2 separate regions of the Homo sapiens genome follow, and region 2 is linked to region 1. Evidence: chromatin contacts called from ENCODE Hi-C or POLR2A ChIA-PET data. All regions are on one chromosome and are shown on one strand. Each heading gives the region's core, a stretch centred on a gene start or an enhancer-like site at or near the end of the contact. The rest is flanking DNA. Distances are from core to core; before and after follow the strand shown.

What was found. A loop is a pair of places that touch in the nucleus more often than their neighbours do. ChIA-PET counts read pairs that join two places held with the same protein, here RNA polymerase II (POLR2A). Pooled maps may share reads with other maps.
Region 2: a map of B cell shows a loop between it and region 1 (5-fold over the local background). The contact joins two enhancer-like sites. A Hi-C loop is called at or near these places in 13 of 168 maps with a recorded cell type or tissue (B cell, CD14-positive monocyte, CD4-positive, alpha-beta T cell and 9 more), 2 of 37 single-sample maps with no recorded cell type and 12 of 50 pooled maps. POLR2A ChIA-PET finds 5 or more read pairs at or near these places in 4 of 52 experiments (BJ, OCI-LY7, T-cell and 1 more).

Annotation. Positions count from the first base shown.
Region 1 is chr10:132,553,006-132,557,142 of GRCh38, forward strand. The region is part of intron 1 of INPP5A (inositol polyphosphate-5-phosphatase A); the gene reads left to right. Among named protein-coding and RNA genes, the nearest start is that of INPP5A, 17 kb to the left of the region's middle. RefSeq lists an enhancer at 2,310-2,810. Within about 2 kb of position 2,411, at least 7 of the 41 ENCODE cell types and tissues checked have a DNase peak (open chromatin) inside an H3K27ac peak, as active enhancers do.
Region 2 is chr10:132,629,535-132,633,671 of GRCh38, forward strand. The region is part of intron 2 of INPP5A (inositol polyphosphate-5-phosphatase A); the gene reads left to right. Among named protein-coding and RNA genes, the nearest start is that of INPP5A, 94 kb to the left of the region's middle. RefSeq lists an enhancer at 1-3,774. Within about 2 kb of position 2,082, at least 25 of the 41 ENCODE cell types and tissues checked have a DNase peak (open chromatin) inside an H3K27ac peak, as active enhancers do.

The DNA.
Region 1 (4,137 bases), core at 1,161-3,660:
AATATTGGGTAGGATAGGGAGGGAGGATTGGTGAACGCCTTCTCAGAGCCTTGGTGGAATATTGAGTAGGACAGGGAGGGAGGACTGGTGAACGCCTTCTCAGAGCCTTGGTGGAATATTGGGTAGGATAGGGAGGGAGGATTGGTGAACGCCTTCTCAGAGCCTTGGTGGCATATTGGGTAGGATAGGGAGGGAGGATTGGTGAACGCCTTCTCAGAGCCTTGGTGGAATATTGGGTAGGATAGGGAGGGAGGATTGGTGAACGCCTTCTCAGAGCCTTGGTGGAATATTGGGTAGGATAGGGAGGGAGGATTGGTGAACGCCTTCTCAGAGCCTTGGTGGCATATTGAGTGGGATAGGGAGGGAGGACTGGTGAACGCCTTCTCAGAGCCTTGGTGGAATATTGAGTAGGATAGGGAGGGAGGACTGGTGAACGCCTTCTCAGAGCCTTGGTGGAATATTGAGTAGGATAGGGAGGGAGGACTGGTGAACACCTTCTCAGAGCCTTGGTGTGGAATATTGAGTGGGATAGGGAGGGAGGATTGGTGAACGCCTTCTCAGAGCCTTGATGTGGAATATTGAGTGGGATAGGGAGGGAGGATTGGTGAATGCCTTCTCAGAGCCTTGGTGTGGAATATTGAGTAGGATAGGGAGGGAGGATTGGTGAATGCCTTCTCAGAGCCTTGGTGTGGAATATTGAGTGGGATAGGGAGGGAGGATTGGTGAACGCCTTCTCAGAGCCTTGGTGTGGAATATTGAGTAGGATAGGGAGGGAGGATTGGTGAACGCCTTCTCAGAGCCTTGGTGGAATATTGGGTAGGATAGGGAGGGAGGATTGGTGAATGCCTTCTCAGAGCCTTGGTGGCATATTGGGTAGGATAGGGAGGGAGGATTGGTGAACGCCTTCTCAGAGCCTTGGTGGAATATTGGGTAGGATAGGGAGGGAGGATTGGTGAACACCTTCTCAGAGCCTTGGTGGAATATTGAGTGGGATAGGGAGAGAGGATTGGTGAACGCCTTCTCAGAGCCTTGGTGGCATATTGAGTAGGACAGGGAGGGAGGACTGGTGAACACCTTCTCAGAGCCTTGGTGGAATATTGAGTGGGATAGGGAGGGAGGATTCGAGGGCGCCTCCTCAGAGCCTTGGTTAAATATTTATTCAGATAGGAAGTATTTGGAATATCTGTTGTCACTTTCAGGGCCTCACTAGCCTGTTGTGCTCACAGGGCAAAGGGGTAGTGTACTGTGCTGCCTGGCTCCACGGCTGTGGTCACCGGCTTCCCTGGCTTCTGAGCTCCAGCAGGAGATGAGGGATTTGTCCAGTGGCTGGAGGGTGGCTTAGGGCACGCAGAGTCCACAGTGCAGGTGGACACCGCAGAGGGTCTCCTGGGCAAGTGGCGGGGCTGGGTTCTGAGGGCTTCAGAGGATCAGAGCCAACTGGAGAATAAGGAAGGGGCAGCTGTTCAGGCTACTGAGAGGCGGGAAATAGGTGCTGAGCCTGCCTGGGAAGCTGCGTGGTTGGTGCGGTTGATGTGGGTGGCATGGGTGTTGTGGGTTGTGGTTGGCGTGGTTGGTGTGGGTGGCATGGGTAGCATGGTCCATGTGGGTGGCATGATTAGCACTGATGTGGGTAGCGTGGTTGGTCCATGTGGGTAGTATAGGTGGCGTGGTATTGTGTGTGGCATGATTGCTGTGGTTGGTGTGATCAATGTGGGTGGCGTGGTATTGTGTGTGGCATGATTGGTGTGGGTGGCGTCGTTGGCACTGATGTGGGTAGCGTGGTTGGTCCCTGTGGGTAGTATGGGTGGCGTGGTATTGTGTGTGGCATGATCGGTGTGGGTGGTGTGATCAATGTGGGTGGTGTGGTTGGCATTGATGTGGGTAGCATGGGTGGTATGGGTGGCATGGTGTGGGTGGCATGGTTGGTGTGGGTGGCATGGGTAGCATGGTCCATGTGGGTGGCATGATTGGCACTGATGTGGGTAGCGTGGTTGGTCCCTGTGGGTAGTATGGGTGGCATGGTATTGTGTGTGGCATGATTGGTATGGGTGGCGTGGTTGGCATTGATGTGGGTAGCATGGGCAGTGTGGGTGGCATGGCTGCTGTGGGTGACATAGGTGGTGTGGCTGGCGTGGTTAGTGGGTGGCATAGATGGCATGGTGGGGTGGGGGGGTGTGGATGGCAAGCGGCAGGACCAGGTGCTGCAGGCTGGGTGGTGATATGTGATGGTGCTCAGGCCCCTGTTCCTTCACCGTGCTGGGGAAGGGCGCTCCTGATCCCTCTGTGAGACCAGTGAGAAGATGTCGTAGGAGAGGCTGTTGTCCCCTGAGTACGTTCACCCCATTTTACAGGCGCTGGCCCAGTGGAGCTGCTGGGGCCTATCTGTTTTTTTGAACTTCTGATAAGTTGCCTGGCCGGAAGGGGAAGAAGGGGGGCTTGGGCTGGGGCGTGGCCACGCTGGGAGGATGAGGAGCTTGAAGTGACTCAGGGGACCTGGCGCCGTTGGTGTGTGCTCACAAAGTGCACGGGGTGACCAGGAGCCTCTGGACAGTGGGGCCGTCCTGACTCGCCTCCTGAGAGCCGTGGGTCACAAACTCAAATGCACACACTTGGGGCTTCTATCCTATCAGGGAGAGAGTTCAAGTGTATCCTAGCGTCTTGGAGAAAAATGGTCTATGAACTTTGATAACCTTGACAATTTTAGTTTAGTTTTCGTGCAGAGTGACCCAGACAGGCACAACACTGACACACCTTGTCACACTCTGCAGGGTGTTTTGTTGCCCTCAGCACGTGTGGTCTGCACAGACAGACCAGGGGGTGACTTCAGCGTTTTATGGCAGCTGCTGCATTAGGAATCTGCGTCACAGATGAAAAACACGCGTTTCCCCTTTTCGTAAGAGGATGAACAGCCTCTCACCTGCTGGAATTCACCTTGGCTCAGCGCTTGGTGCTTTTGATGGAGAAAATTCAGTTCCAGACTTGGGTGGAACCTGAGTTGGGGTCTGCCGTGCCCTGGTGTCTCGGGGGGCTGCCCGGCCCCTGAAGTGGAGGAGCCGCCTTCACCCAGGCATCTGTCCCAGCCTGTGGGCTCCCTTCCTTGTGCAGATGCCTGGCCCAGCCCCCGTGCTGAAGTTGCCAGATGTATAGGTCCTCCTTGATGGCACGCTCCGGGGGCTGTCACTATGCCACCTGTGTCCTCCTGTGGCTTTGTCCTGCAGGCATTGTGAGGTCATGCAGCATTTTAACTGCTGTGAAATTTGCTCCACCGAGTGAACACACCAGAATGCATCCACAGACCCACAGTGGACACTGAGGCTGTTTCCTGTTCGGCTGTCACATGGGCTGATGCGGCGAGCCCTCTCCGTGCACCTCCACGGGGACCAGGGCCAGAATATCTGGGCACCTGTTGGGGCTGGTGGAAGCTGCTCTCCAGTGTGCCAAGTTTCTGTACACACATGCACATCACACACTTGCACACCACAGGCACACACATGCATGTACAAGCATGCACTACACAGGTGCATATGTACACACCATACACATGCACAACATACATATACATACATGCATACCACATAGGCACACACATGTGCATCACACACATGCTCATCACACACTCCCACCAGGCCGTCGGAGAGTCCCTGATATTCCACATCCTTGACAACTTTTGTTGTGGTCAGGCTTTAAAATGTGACCTATTAGATGTGTAAAATGGCATCTGTTATAATTTAATTTGCATTGCCTTGGTTACTTGTATTATCATTTTGGGGATTTTTTTTTTTGGTTTTCTATGATTTTGATTTTAGAACTTTGGAGCCCTTGCAGATCTTGTATTTAGGTTGCTGATAAGTTATTTGATGAGGCAGTGACTGTAGGGTTTGTGGAATAGACACTTCTGTCATTGTGCTCCCTGATGCTGAGTGACTTAGGCTTGTGACTTCTCAGGACGGTGTTTACTGATGGGTGTAGAGAGGTCACTTTCTGTGGCACTCTTGGCTGAAAGTTTTCTTCCTGAGTCTCATTGTACGCACATGTTGTGGCCTTTGTGTGTGTGTTTCTTTTGTATGCTGTGACACCGGTTTGGTAGGTCTGAGTGGAGATTTGGTCAGTTCCGCCTAAAGGCCGACGGGCCCGGCT
Region 2 (4,137 bases), core at 832-3,331, 76 kb after region 1:
TCTTCTGTGTCCCCTCTTTTTCTGGAAGTCTCCAGTGTGGCTCCAGGGTTGGTGCTAGTGGCTGTGGAATGAGTGTTCACTTGCTGCTGCGTGGTTTGGCCCTTCCCTCTGCATTGTGCGGACAGCCCTGTGCTGCGGCAGTTCTCCACATGCATTCCACACGTGAGCATCCATGAGGGGTGGGTATCCACAAGGGAATGGCATCCACGATGGCCAGGTGGCCTCCGGGGAAGCTGTCCTCCAGGGAAGGCATCCATGAGGGAGGGTCCATGAGTGGAGGGTATCCATGAGGGAGGGGTGTCCACAAGGGCAGGGTGTCCTCCAGGGGAAGCTGCCCTCCAGGGAAAGACAATCATAAGGGGAAAGTGTCCATAAGGGGAAGGCATCCAAGAAGGGTGGGCGTCCTTGAGGGGAGAGTGTTCTTGAGGGCAAAGCGTTCTTGAGGGAACGTCATCCTCGAGGGAAAAGCATCCTCCAGGGGAAGGTGGCATCCATGAGGGAAAGGTGTTCATGGAGGAGGGCGTCCTCGAGGATAGGGTACCCTCTAGGGAAAGACATCCTTCAGAAAGGCATCTATGAGGGGATGATGTCCTCCAGGAAAAGGCGTCTATGAGGGAAAGCCATCCATGAAGAAAAGGCGTCCATGAGGGTAAGGTGTCCATGAGGGGAAGGCGTCCATGAGGGAAAGCTGTCCATGAGGGGAAGACGTCCATGAGGGGAAGGCGTCCATGAGGGGAAGGCATCCTTGAGGGGAAGGCATCCTCCAGGGATATGTGTCTGTGAGGGGAGGGTGTCCTCTAGGGAAAGGCCTCCATGAGGGAAAGACGTCCTTGAGGGGAGGTGTCCTTGAGGAAAAGATGTCTATGAGGAGATGGTGTCCATAAGGGAAAGGTGCCCATGAGGGGAGGGTGTCCTTGAGGGGAAGGCAAGCTCTAGGGAAAGGCATACATGAAGAGAGGCCATCCTTGAGGAAAAGGCATCCATGAGGGAAAGGCTTTCATGAGGGAAAGATGTCCATGAGGGGAAGACATCCATGAGAGGAAGACGTCCATGAGGGGAAGACGTCCATGAGGGGAAGACATCCATGAGGGGAAGACATCCATGAGGGGAAGACATCCATGAGGGGAAGACATCCATGAGGGGAAGGCATCAGTGAAGTGAAAGTGTCCATGAGGGTGGGGGGCGGGTGGGGCCTCGGTCGCACCTGCCATGACCCTGGACTTAACCTTGCCCTGCCCTGTGCGGTGGTGGGGGCCGGGAGGCGGCGGGGGCGGCGGGGGACGTGCTTCTTAAACTAGAGCTGATTTGTGGGAGCTTCGATGGCCCAAGCCCGGACTTTGTTCGGGTTAGAGCCCTGCGTTTCCACCTCTGCCCGTGGCGTCTCCGGCAGCAGCTTCTGGCTCCATCTGCAGATTTGCTTAAGTCACTTGCCCTATCTCTGGGGGGAAGGCTGCTGCATGTGGTCAGTGTGGTAGAACCCACAGTCTCCCCAAAAAACCTCTAGGCTGTGCTTGGGTGGGGCCTGCTGGGTCCCACACCCCTCCCCATGGTGGCCCAGCCCCACGCAGGGCCAAGGAAAGGCAGCTCCAGATCACACAGGCTGGCCAGGCTGCCTGCGGTGAGGTCATGGAAACTCATGGTGTCCTGTGTGCAGGGCGGAGAGAAGAACAGGCCCCTGCCCACACAGCTGCTCCGTGTGCCCTGGCCGGTCCCATCGGCTGCGCCTTGAGGAGGCTGTCTGACCAGGGGCCTGTGGGAACCTGGGTCTGGTTGGTCACAAACAGGCCTCTTTCTGGGGTCCCAGCACCCGTTGCAGCCCAGCCCAGCCCCGAAGGGACCTGGAGAGGAGAGCCCCCACCCAGGGCAAGGGTGGGCAGCGGGGATTTTAAACAGGGTGTTTTCCAGGCGTCGTTGGCAAGTAACTGTGGCCTTTTTCTATCAAGAAATTCCCGTGTCCCTCTGCGCGCCTTATCTTGGCATGGGGCTTCCACTGGGGTGCTGTGCAGGATGTAATTCCTTTTTAGGTCACTCCGATACTCCTCTTTGGAGAACGCCTGACAGGGCCTGGCTGTTGCTATTTTTAACACCGAGTCTTGGCCGTGCCGATGGACGTGGCCTGGGCAGGCCTGTGCTGCCTGTTTCCTGGGAACCAGGGGCCCTTCGTGCTGGGCCCCGCTCCGCGGCAGAAGCAGGGTGCTGCTTGTTTGGCTGGTGAACGTGCTTTTTCTTGCCATGCCTTTCCAAGATATTTTTCCTGGGCCTTCCTATGAAGCATCCAGTTCAAGGACACTATAATAAAACAACCCATGTGGTTTTATTGACTGCCCTTTTTTCCTTTAAGGTAGGAGCACCTGCTTTTTCACTGTAGAATTTTGGTGAAGAAAATGCACAGCTTTGGGCCGTGACTTCCCCGATAGTTCCAAGGTCACGCATGCCAGTGTCATTGTCACTCAGGGCGTGAAGTGCTGAGCAGAAGCTCAGACTCGTGGGTGGAGATGTGCACCCCCATGGGGGTTGTGTCTCTTCACAGCCCTGCCTGGTAACCTGGGGACACTCGGTCACATCTGTGCTTTGCAGCAGTGTGTTTCCAGCCAGGCCTGACCCAAGCGTGCTGTCCGACACTGTGGCGTGGCCTTTCCTGTCCATCCTCTGCGGTCCAGCAATATGTTTTGTTGAAGGGATCTTTGTCCAGGATCGTGCAGGCTGCAGAGGCTCCCAGGCCAGCCCTGGGGAGCTGCTTGGCTTTCTGCAGCTGCCTAGAGCTCTGTGTGTGTCCCTGTCCTCCCGGATGCCAGGGCGCCTGTGTCCCCTGTGGCTGTATCTCTCTGGCACGGGCCAACGCCTGTGGTGTGAGTAGCTGTGTCTGGCTGGTGTCACCTCACTCTGTCCAGCCTGTGCTGAGCCTGGATGCCAGCATTGTTGACACCTCACAGCGACCGTCTCAGGAAGGCATGTGCCGAAGTGGATCCTCTGAGAGGCAGGAACCAGGCCCCAGAATTCCCGCCAGGAAGGGGTCCAGCAGGAGCCCGTGCCCGGTGTGCTTCCTGGAAAGCCCACACTTCCACCCACCACCACTGCACCCCGCCCAGATTGTCATGGGCACTGACTGAATTGATCAGGAACTTGGGAGCCAGGTGTGAAATGCAGCCATTATTAAAAATCAAATTATATAAACCTGTAATAAAGTAAATATATTAAAACCAAAGGCAATAAATGCCCCACACTCATCCCTTCCTAATTATTGTACTGTTACGTATGATCTTGACTATTTAGCTCTGTGTCTGGGTGAGGGAAATACTCACACAGTATTTGATGTGTGAATGATGGTGCCTTGCCGAGCACCTCTCCTACCCCAGGTTCAGTGATGCCACATCGGTGGCTTAGCGTTGGCCATGGCGGGGCATTCACACCTCGGAAGGGCAGTCCCAGGGCCTCGCCTGGAGAGCTAGTATTGAGAGCTTTCGAGCACACCACTGCCTGGGGAGTTGGGGGGCTGGTTCTGTCTCCCTTCCCCATGGAGGAGGCCTCTGTCCCCAGGGCAGGGGCTCCTGGGTGCTGGCTTACTTGGTCAGGTAAAGACATTGCAACAAAGGTGCCCTGTCCCTGGCTGCCTTTTGTGGTGGTGCTAGCCACCCATCAGCTTCAGTAGTGAGCTCCCGGACCTCAGCCCCTGCCTGGCTCCCTTTAGTGGGCGAGGTGCTTGAATCCTGGCTGTTGGGAGTCATTGCTCATCAGTGAAGCATTTACATTTACCCGGTACATTCTGCAGCTTCACTCACTTGCAGAGGAAATATTTTTTTTTCTGTTAGCCAAAAATGTCCAATAGTAGGTCACGAAAACCCATCCTCTTCAAATGAGCTATTTTGAGTTTCTCGCCTTGTGCAGTGACTAAATCTGTTTTAAAACGAAGTCTCTGATGTGCGTGTCTGTCGGCTCTGGTGAGGCCACTGCAGGTGCCCAAGCGTGGAGTGGGTTCGTACTGTCTGAGCCTGGGCACCGCACCTCCTCCAGAGCTGGCAAACAGAAGTGTTTTCAAGCTGAATCCCCAAGCAGGACGTTGGTAAGAAACAGAGATTCCCTCTTTTCTCCCTGGCCTTGCCATTATGAGACCAGGAAAGATCACAGACCTCAGAGAAG